2 separate regions of the Homo sapiens genome follow, and region 2 is linked to region 1. Evidence: chromatin loops called from intact Hi-C (ENCODE). Cell type or tissue: heart right ventricle. All regions are shown on one strand. Each heading gives the region's core, and the rest is flanking DNA. Links, peaks and the distances in the headings are about the cores only. Region 1 has its middle 27 kb from the start of IL21R. Region 2 overlaps HS3ST4 (heparan sulfate-glucosamine 3-sulfotransferase 4).

Evidence for each region. Peaks named below come from ENCODE experiments on the same cell type or tissue, not always from the same donor. Only the 100,000 strongest peaks of a DNase experiment are listed, where the experiment ranks them.
Region 2: it touches region 1 in a loop (5-fold over the local background); 10 of 110 quality-filtered maps call a loop at or near these places.

What each region holds. Positions count from the first base shown.
Region 1 is chr16:27,372,877-27,378,259 of GRCh38, reverse strand. No RefSeq gene overlaps it. Among named protein-coding and RNA genes, the nearest start is that of IL21R, 27 kb to the left of the region's middle. RefSeq lists enhancers at 3,028-3,147, 2,918-3,212, 3,898-4,077. In heart right ventricle, for the core only: a CTCF peak has its summit at 3,121 (motif pointing right); a DNase peak (open chromatin) is centred at 3,129; H3K27ac peaks cover 653 bases.
Region 2 is chr16:25,836,230-25,841,612 of GRCh38, reverse strand. The region is part of intron 1 of HS3ST4 (heparan sulfate-glucosamine 3-sulfotransferase 4); the gene reads right to left. Among named protein-coding and RNA genes, the nearest start is that of HS3ST4, 150 kb to the right of the region's middle. In heart right ventricle, for the core only: a CTCF peak has its summit at 2,704 (motif pointing left); a DNase peak (open chromatin) is centred at 2,722; H3K27me3 peaks cover 1,389 bases.

The DNA.
Region 1 (5,383 bases), core at 248-5,247:
AGATGACCACAGGAGCTGGTGCAAGCTGGACTCAACACACTGTTTCTTCCCACAGACACCAGGAGGACAGAGCCAGAGCTTTGGTGCCTGGAACAGAGTAAGGAGTCTCAGTTAGAAGTGCCAGGGACAAGACCCAAACCTCTTGTTCATCTTTTGATGCATATTCCGACCTGTTCTTTCATTCACTCAGCACTTACCCTGTGCCAGGTACTGTGCACCTGAAGGTGCTGAGACCATTGCTGCCTGTGCTGATGGGGAAGTACTGGTGTTAAGGAGCCCAGAAGAGAGGCATTAACCAATGCCTGGGGAGCTAGAGGACTTCCTGGAGGAGGTAGTATCTAAGCTGAAATGGAAGGGAGTAAAGCAGCAAGTGAGGGGTAGAAAAGAGTTATTTGCAAGCAGAGGAAATAGGATGTGCAACAGCTTAGTGATCTCATGCACCACTGGGTTCCCCCAGCAAAAGCATCCTGTTGAGCAGATTTTGTAAATGAACCAGCACCATCCTAGGTGCTTTACAAGTATTCACTCATTTAATCCTCAGACGATCCTATGGGGTATTTAATATTCTTAGCTCCTTTGTACAGATGGGACCACTGGGACAGATGGAAGTTATGAATAAGTCAATATGCCCAAGATCACTGGTCTGCCCTTCCTCTCCACGATGCTACCTTGAAGCATCTGAAGTAGGTGCAGCTTGGGGAAATTTTAGGGGGTACCCAGATATGGGAAACAACTGTAAATTTAATTCTGGGTTTAATGAAATGTCAGAGTGTGGGAAGTGATGGGTTCAGTCCCTCCCCTGCTCCCTGCCAGCCCTTCACACACAAAGACAAGAGTATTGTCCATCATGGACACATTGACCGAGGCTGTCGGTCAGCCAGTCAACAGAGATTTGTCAGAATCTTTATGTCTTGGTCTGGCCTAGGACTGGGATGTTTGCAGTGAACCTCTGCTCACATTTTTGTTTTGTTTTTCCTTTTTTTTTTTTTTTTTTGAGACAGAGTCTTGCCCTGTTGCCCAGGCTGGAGTGCAATGGCACAATCTCGGCTAACTGCAACCTCCGCCTCCCGGGTTCAAGCGATTCTCCTCCCTCAGCCTCCTGTGTAGCTGGGATTACAGGGGCATGCCACCACGCCCAGCTAATTTTTTGTGTCTTTAGTAGAGACGGGGTTTCACAATGTTAACCAGGCTGGTCTTGAACTCCTGACCTTGTGATCTGCCCACCTTGGCCTCCCAAAGTGCTGGGATTACAGGCGTGAGCCACCCCATCTGGCCTTGTTTTGTTTTTCTACTGAACACTTAATCTGGGCTGGGCTCTAGGCTGAGGATTGGGGCACAGAAGAAGTAATGAATCTGTGTCCCTGTCATCAAGGGGCATGATAGGAGACATACAGGAGACAAGGTTTTCTGTATGTTTGAAATATTCCATGATTTAATATAAAAAATAATTTTTATATTAAATTTTAGACACAAGGTCTTGCTCTGTTGCCCAGGCTGGAGTGCAGTGGCACGATTATGACTCACTGCAGCCTCAAACTCCTGGGCTTAAACGATCCTCCTGCCTCAGCCTCCTGAGTAGCTGGGACTACAGGCGCAAGTAGTCAATTGCAATAAATGACGATTACAATAAGTGATCGAAGAGGCCCAAGGACAAAGGAGAGAACAATTCTGCCCCCCATCGAGGGGAGGACTCACGGGGAAAGGCCTGCTGCCACTGGGCCTGAGAAGATGATATTTTACAGCAGTTGCCAGGGAATCAGGGGAGGACGATTTGGACCTACAGATATGGATAAGGATTTTGGTTTTTTTTTAGAGAAGAGGCAATGGTGGAAATGTTCTGGAATTACATAGTGGAGATGTGTGTACTACAACATTGTGAATACACTGAAACCCACTGAGTTATATATTTTTAAGTGGTTGAAATAGTGAATTTTACGTCATATAAATTTTATCTCAATAAAAAATAAGCTTATGACTGGGTGCAGTGGCTCGCACCTATAATCCCAGCACTTTGGGAGGCCAAGGCGAGTGGGTCACCTGAGGTCAGGAGTTTGAGACCAACCTGGACAACATGGCAAAATGCCATCTCTACTAAAAAATACAAAAATTAGCTGAGCGTGGTGGTGGGTGCCAGTAATCCCAGCTACTAAGAAAGCTGAGGCAGGAGAATTCCTTGAACCTGGGAAGCAGAGGTTGCAGTGAGCCAAGATAGTGCCATTGCACTCCAGCCCAGGCAACAAGAATGAAACTCCATCTCAAATAAATACATAAATAAATAAGCTTATGTTTCAACCACAGGGAGCTTTCTGGTTGTAAGTGACAAAAATGCCTGTTTAAAAACAAAGTTTAGGCCGGGCATGGTGGCTCACACCTGTAATCCCAGAGCTTTGGGAGACTGAGGCAGGAGAATCACTTGAGACTAGGAGTTTGAAATCAGCCTGGGCAACATTCAGCCTGGGCAACATAGCGAGACACCATTTCTACAAAAAATACAAGTATTAGCCAGGCGTGGTCACTTGTGCCTGTAGTCTCAGCTACTCAGGAGGCTGAGGCAGGAGGATCGTTTAAGCCCAGGAGTTTGAGGCTGCAGTGAGCCATAATCGTGCCACTGCACTCCAGCCTGGGCAACAGAGCAAGACCTTGTGTCTAAAATAATAATAATACATTTTAAAAATAAATAAGAAGTTTATGAATATAGTTTCAGGCATGGATAGATCAAGGTTCTCAAATAATTTCTTCAGGTTGGAAGGTTCTACTCTGGGATCTGCTTTCTTTTGTATTGGCTTTAGTCTCATTCTCAAGCAAGCTGAGGAAGCCTCATTGGTGGCCAAAGAAAAGCAGGGACCTCAGAAGCCAAGACCTACCACCTACCAGCTTTCAAAGCCCAAAGGAAAGAAGGCATGTTTTCCTAATGGTTCCAATGATGCTACCAGGAAAAGCTCTCATTGGTCAGTTTTAATCATATGCCTGTCCCTGAACCAATCTTCAGATTGGGAAAGGAATGCTCTGATTGGCCAAGCCTGAGTCATGTGCCCTGTTGGAAAGCTAGGAGTTAGATCAGTTCTCTGGCAGTTAGATCAGTTCTCTGGAACTGCGAGTGGGAAGACGCTGTCCCGGCAAGGACCACCAGGTGGTGATGTCAGAAGAAGGGAGAGTAGATACAGGGCAGGCAGGATAGCCGGGTTCGTCCGGAAGAGTGGTAGGGAGGGGCGTGCCTGCCAGAGGGAAAGGCATGAGAAAAGGCTTGGAGGTTGAAATTGCATGGTGTGGGCTGGGAACTGTGGCTGGGTGGTGGCGTGTAGTCAGATGATGGTGTCTAGAGGGGTCAGGTCATGTGTCTGAAGACATGAGAAGCCTCACTTCTCACTTTGAACCAGGGCCAGGTACAAAGAGGTTTGGACAGGGCCTGTACGCCAGTGTTGCCCAAACTCTCATCCCTATGCACACAAGTCATTTCTGCCGTATTTACATTTTTTCTCCATCATTACATTTTCTTCATATTGGCCTCCTCGCTTTGTTTAAATCACTTTATTGTCAAATGAAACATTGTCACCATCACACATGAAAGATCAGGATCCTTTACTGTAAATAGAAGGGAACTGTAAAAACAAGCCCATTGAAACCAAAACCGAGTGATTAACTTCCAGCTAGATGCTGCAGCCTGTGGTAGGCTAATCTGGAGAAGAGAAAGAGAACTGAAAAAGGAATTGTTTTCTCAGCTCACTATGCCCACATGCCACCTAAAATCATCTTAGGGACCCCAGGGAGCAGGGAAGGACGCAGTCACAAAGATGGTCCTGGTCCTGGCATGGGGGAGTGTTTGATAAAGACACTACCGGCATAAACCCAGGGGTTACAATAGGGAGGCTGACATGGCTGAACAGAGGAGCTGGAGAGCAGGGTCCCAGGGACAGACTCACAGTACCGGAAGTTCTGCAGGGAGGAAGGAGGTAGTCAATTGAGGAGCACCCGCTCTCTTGCTTTAGCAATCAAAACCAGGAACCAGAAGGAGGAGGTTTGGCGAGGATGAGAAAGAGCTCGTTTGGATATACTGAATCTGAGATGTGGGGATGTCTCTGTGGAGATCCATTCATCTGTTCAAGAAGTATTTATTTATTTACTTATTTTTGTGTATTTATTTAGAGACAGGGTCTCTGTCGCCCAGGCTGGAGTGCAGTGGCGTGATCGTGGCTCACTCCAACCTCGACCTCCTGGGCTCAAGCGATCCTCTCACCTAAGCCTCCCCAGTAGATGAGACTACAGTTATGCACCGCCATGCCTGGCTACTTTTTGTATTTTTTGTAGAGATGGAGTTTTGCCATGTTGCCCAGGCTGGTCTCAAACTCCTGGGCTCAAGCAGTCCACCTGCCTTGGCCTCCCAAAGTGCTGGGATGACAGGCGTGAGCCATGGTGCCCAGCCAAGAAGTATTTATTGAGCACCTACTATGTGCCAGGCACTGTTCTAGGCCCTGGGATAAGGCAATGAGCCAACCAAACTGAAATCTCTGCCCACCATGAGTCTACTTTCTTTGGGGGAGATATGGGAGACCTGGTGAGAAATAAGAAATAAAAGACTTAATAATATATACAATATATAATAACATATGTCACACGAGATAGGAATGGCTACTAGCTAGGACATGCAAAATGTTTGGGTGGGAGATGTGGAAACTGAGACATACCCAACTGCAGTTGAATGTATAACTCTGGAGTTCAGGCAAGAGATCTCAGCTGGGGAGATATATTTAGAAGACATCATTCATTCATTCATTCATTCACTTAGTAAATGTTTATTGAGTATGCTCTATGTGCCAAGCACAGTGCTGGGCTGTGGACCACACAGTTCCTGATCCATGCGACTCCAGTACAGATTTAGTGAAGGTTGTAATTAACTCTGTGGAAAGAGGAGAGGAGATGGGGAGGGCCCCAGATGGGCCCTGCGGACCCCTAACGTGTAAGAGAGGGCAGAGGAGAAGACCTTGGAAAAAGAGACTGGAGCCAGGTGCGGTGGCTCATGCCTGTAATCCCAGCACTTTGGGAGACCGAGGCAGGCGAATCACAAGATCAAGAGCTCAAGACCAGCATGGCCAACATGGTGAAACCCCGTCTCTACTAAAAATACAAAAAAATTATCCAGGTGTGGTGGTGGTGGGTGCCTGTAATCCCAGCTACTTGGGAGGCTGAGGCAGGAGAATCGTTTGAACCTGGGAGATGGAGGTTGTAGTGAGCTGAGACTGCGCCACTGCACTCCAGCCTGGGTGATAGAGCAAGACTCTGCCTCAGAAAAAAAGAAAAAGAGACTGGACAGGAACAAACAGCCAGTGTCAGAGAACCAAGAGGGGCCGAGTTTCAGGAGTGAGGGAGATGCTAGTGCCACAGAGTA
Region 2 (5,383 bases), core at 263-5,262, 1.5 Mb after region 1:
TATTAAATAAATATGAAAATTAAATACAGGCCAGGCACAGTGGCTTACACCTATAATCCCAGCACTTTCAGAGGCCAAGGTAGGCAGATATTTTGGGCCCAGGAGTTCTAGACCAGCTAGGGCAACATGGTGAAACCACATCTATACAAAAAATACAAAAATTAGCTGCCTATAGTCCCGGTTATTCCAGAGGCTGAAGTGGGAGGATCCCCTGAGCCTGGGGAGGTTGAGGCTGCAATGAGCCATGATCACGCCACTGCACTCCAGCCTGGGTGACAGAGCAAAACTCTGTTTCAAAAAAATAAAGTGGCCGGGCGTGGTGGCTCACGCCTGTAATCCCAGCGCTTTGGGAGGCCGAGGAGGGTGGATCACGAGGTCAGGAGATCGAGACCATCCTGGCTAACACAGTGAAACCCCGTCTCTACTAAAAATACAAAAAATTAGCCAGGTGAGGTGGCGGGCACCTGTAGTCCCAGCTACTTGGGAGGCTGAGGCAGGAGAATGGCATGAACCCCGGGGGGCGGAGCCTGCAGTGAGCAGAGATCGCACCACTGCACTCCAGCGTAGGTGACAGAGCAAGACTCTGTCTCAACATAAATAAATAAATAAATAAATAAATAAATAAATAAATAAATAAACAAACAAATATAAATTAAAGTAAAGTAAATACAAATCTCATTTGGCCAACTATGAGAGTCTTCTGTCTTAGACCAATAAGCTTACTTGACCACAGATGGCCCATGGATTGGGTTTGGCATCCCAGGCTCTTTCATGTGTAATATTTGGGTGCTGCTTCTACCAATAAAAACTCCACAGTGTTTATTTGATCCAAGCTGTAAGGATGTGTAATACCTTATAAGAGGATGTTCTGTAGGTGATTAAATTCTTTGCTGAATCAGTTTTGGCCCCAGTAGGTTGATACTTTATTTCTTTACAGTGCTCAAAACATTAAGGTCCTCATAAAATGAATTAATGATCCATTGTAAAATGCCCTTTATGGAAAAAAATCACTTTTATATTCCAGGAAACTGATATTACATTATCTTTACCATCATAATATGATAGTATCTAAGAACTATTTGCATAGAAACACTAGCTAGGCTGGAAGCTACGTGATGACCAACAACTTATTTGATATTAGGAGTAAAATAAAATATGAGAGTTATTTAACTTAACCTATTGAAACACCCTTTGGTGGAACAGTCAAGATACCAAAAGACTTCACAGAATCCATATGCCATGTGGGTTTCTGGATTGTAGTAGTTGCGTCTCAAAATGCTCAAAGGAATCCTAAACCTATTTTAAATTCCTACTGCCATAACTGAAACTCTCTGTCAGCTGTTTGCAACAAAAGGCTTCCCAGAAATAATTTTTGGGACATTTATGTCAAAGAGATTTAAGGAAAATTGTCGACAGGAACCTTATCTGAACTGTCTCTATCACTCTCCAATCATGCACCAGTGAGTATCAGTATGAAAGTGATATACTGTTGATCAAGGGTGCCTTATGGTGTTGTAAGAAGAGATCGACCAGAAAGAACATTTTAGTTTCCACTGATTGACAGGCCATGGAAGGTATAACTCAACCATATCATTCTGGACTTAACCACTGTCTTCTAATACAAATATTTCATGATAAAAGTATTCCACATATGGTTTCTTCTCGGCCTATACTTTCTTCCTTTTGACCAGGAGTGTTAACCTTTTTTCAGCAAAGGGATTGGACCTGCCTTAAAATGGAGCTCAAGTTCAATGCCACATAAAGTTCGCAGTGCTGATTGGCTTTTGTGATCATCACTTCAACAATAAAATTAGATGTTCTTCCAAGAGTGGGGCATGTCAAGGCAGAAAAATCCATCCTAGAGCCTCTTATGACTGACCTAGACTCTCATGCTAAAAATTTATCATAGACAAAACAGTGAAGAGCGATATTCACTGATCACTGTTGTGAGACCCTGGCATTTTTATAAACACTAGAATATAACACAAAGCCCTATTGTCAGGAAAAGAAAAAGACCATGTAAATAACTGAAAGAGAAGTCTCCTGTGTATCAGAAATTGGAGATCACTCAATGAGAATGCTAGTCCGGAGGGTGGAGAGGATGTTTTTATTTTCCTGATAAACATGCATAATGGCTGAGAAACCACTACTAACTGTCTTAAAGGTAGAAAATTATGGGAATATTCTAAAACAAAAATGGAGGAAGGGAAGATCCAATGGGTGATTTCACATGTTATCTCTGTGAGTTTCTGCTTCCTTTTGTCTTTCAAAGGGAAGGTCACCAGCAAGACAGCCAAGTCTTCCTTTGTGAGATTTCCTTTGCTTTCTTCATGATGTCTTCATAAAATCAGATACATCTTCCCAAACAGCTACATAAATAATAAAGTGATACACTCCCTACATTCCATAAATATATTATCTTTGTTCCAAGAAGTTAATCTTTAGAGATCTGTTTTTAAAGGATCAATACCAAGGAGGATATATACAGAGTCCTGGATTTACACATGTCAGATACTTTAATTTCAAGACTTTTTACTCAGGGTCGGTTCCTGTACTGTAGCCAGTCTTTAGGTGGCAGTGATGGTTATCTGACAACTTCAAAATGAAGAGGTCCCTAAACCTGCCAGATCCCCTTAACCAAAGGCCAAATTCCACAGTGCCAAGACCGATTTGATTTCATTTTATTTATGTAGAACAGTGACACCTAGTGGCAGGGAAGGCAAATCACAAAAGAGAATTCTCTGGTGGCACCTCCCCCATCTCATCGGGATTAGTGAAAAAAGTGACCCAAAAAGGGCTTCGCTCTTTTCTCGGCTGAGTGTTGGCCTTATTTTGAAAGTCTGCAGTGATTCGTGGTTAAGAGCCATCTCAGTGGGCTGGACCTATTCTAGCTTCTCTGGAAGGACGCAAACCCAGTTATAGATCTCAAGAGTGGGCGGGTCTAGGAAAAGACTTAGAAGGGACTGGTGTTCTAAAGACAGAGCGTGAGAAATAAACCCACCCCAGATCCTAAATAGCCAACTAAGGACACTGTGGAATTATCCAAAGACTCCAGGGTAAATAGCATGCTGAGGAAATTTTACCAGTAACAGAGAGATGGAAGAATGAACTGCAAATATGAATCACGATCCTATATTTGTTGGTTTTCTGCCATTAGACTGAGCTCCTTGAGAGCTGAAACTATTATCTTTGCCTTTTGTTAGAACCAGCCACATATGTCTGACAAATGGCAGGTGCATAAGTAAATGCTGAATGAAAGAGAGAGAGAGCATGCAATAAAGAGAATGAATCGGGTCAGATAAGTACTTCTGGGAAAACTAACTAAGATAAGAAGAAGCCTGCACTGTAGTCCCACTAAAGCTAAGATAGCTTTTAGCAAACTTGATGTAGTTAAATAGCAGCGGTAGTCGTTAATATCGACTGAATAAGTAGGATACACGATTCCAGCATATTTCTCTATTAGTATTCCTGTTTAGCATCTGGGAAACCAAAGCACATTTACATAGCTGAGAAGCTGCAGAGTTGGGGTTCTAACCCAGGCAATCTGGTTCCAGGGTCCGTTCTCTGCACCTTCATGCTGGGCTGCCTCCTTTCAATTAAAGTGGTTATTCACTGGGAAAACATGGACATCAAGATGGCAACAGTAGACACTGCGGACTACAAGAGGGGGAAGTGGGGGAGAGGGAGGTGGGTTCAAAAACTACCTTTCGGGTACTATGCTCACTATCTGGGTGATGGGACCATTCCTACACCCAACCTCAGTGACATGCGATTTACCCATAAAACAAAGCTGCACATGTAGCCCCTGAACCTAAAATAAAAGTAAAAAAATAAATAAATAAAGTGACGATTTAAGTCCCAAGAGAAGTATTTAATATGCAACAGGATTTTTTTTTTAAAGAGTGAGACCTGTCAGTGCATTTAAAATATGATTTACACATATTTCTTCAGTGAATCTGTTATATAGGACCTGTACCCTAACATGCGCCTTACAAAGGACTATCCTGGTTGGAATATTCACATATCCCATCAAATAGATAGCCATAGGTAGGCACTGAGCTCTCCCCATCTTAAAGACATTTGGCTACTATAATGTCAGCATATCTGACATGAGAAAGCGTTCTTATTCTCTGCTCTCTCCCCATGCCCTAGTCTTTTTAAAAACAAGATTCTTTCATTCCTTAAGAGTTCCTGGAAAATTTCTGGAAAATAATCCTCATCATTTTTTTCACATATTCCTTATCCAGCAAAAAACACTTCCCCCTGAGTCTGTACATAATCCCGGTTTGCCTACCTAGGGCCTTGTTCATCCAAAATGAGAGGAAAGCAAGATGTGGGTGTGGGTTCACACCCAGGATCCTCATGTGATTCCTCTGAACGTGAATGAGCTGAATGGCATCCAATGAGTTTTTTGACACAATGATCGTCTGCAGCAGAAATCTCATGGCTGACCCTAGTCCCCAAGGTAAGGTCAGCTGTTATACTGGAGAAGGGGATCTGCCATCGCCTAACTCCATTGGAAATCATCCATGAACTGCGGATTGGAAAATCAACCATGACTGGTCTCAACCCATACTGACCTGGAAAGATCTGGGGACAAAATGAGTCCCAAGAGAAGAGGTGAGCACAAAACCACATAACAATGCCTCTCTGAATGTCCTTTCTCATTACGATGGCCAGTGTTACTGATGAACCAGTTGTCGAGTACATTTTGGGAGGTACCATATCCATAGTCCTGAAGTCACCTTAACTATAAATTGTGTAGGCTTCCTTTAATATGAATTCTTGCTACCTTGGGTTTTCTGTTCCTTATATCCTTTATTCAAGAATTATGCAAGGTTATATTCTGGGTCTATTGTAATTTAACATTTATAGTCCATAGTGCCTCTGGGACTAGATTACCTCCCTGCATGATATTGTTTTTCATTTCTACGCTGACAAACACGCCATTTCAACTGTCACTTAAGCAGCCAGTTCAAGCTCTACTGTTATTTTAGCTCCATATTGTCAAACGGGTGGATTTATAAATGTGTTACCTGAAGGAAACATTCCCCTAAATAGCAGAAGTGGAGACTTTATTTATTTATAATTATTTGTTAGATTTGTAAAAATGTTCCTGTTGCTAAAAAGCCTCTGGCTAAATACAAATTAAAACACTTTTGAATGTAGTAAAATCAGCAGTGGCATCATTTTAATTACCCATTGGGAGATGTCAGGCAGCAAAGATGTATTTCTTTCTTTCCTTCCTTGGTTAACAGGACTGCCTGCTTAGGGATATGAACTTCCTGTCTACATGTCTACGACACAGACTGCCTGGCCCCCAGTCCATCTTCATGTGGTGCAGTCATCCATTTGAACCCCTATGCATGGGTAGGGGTCCAAA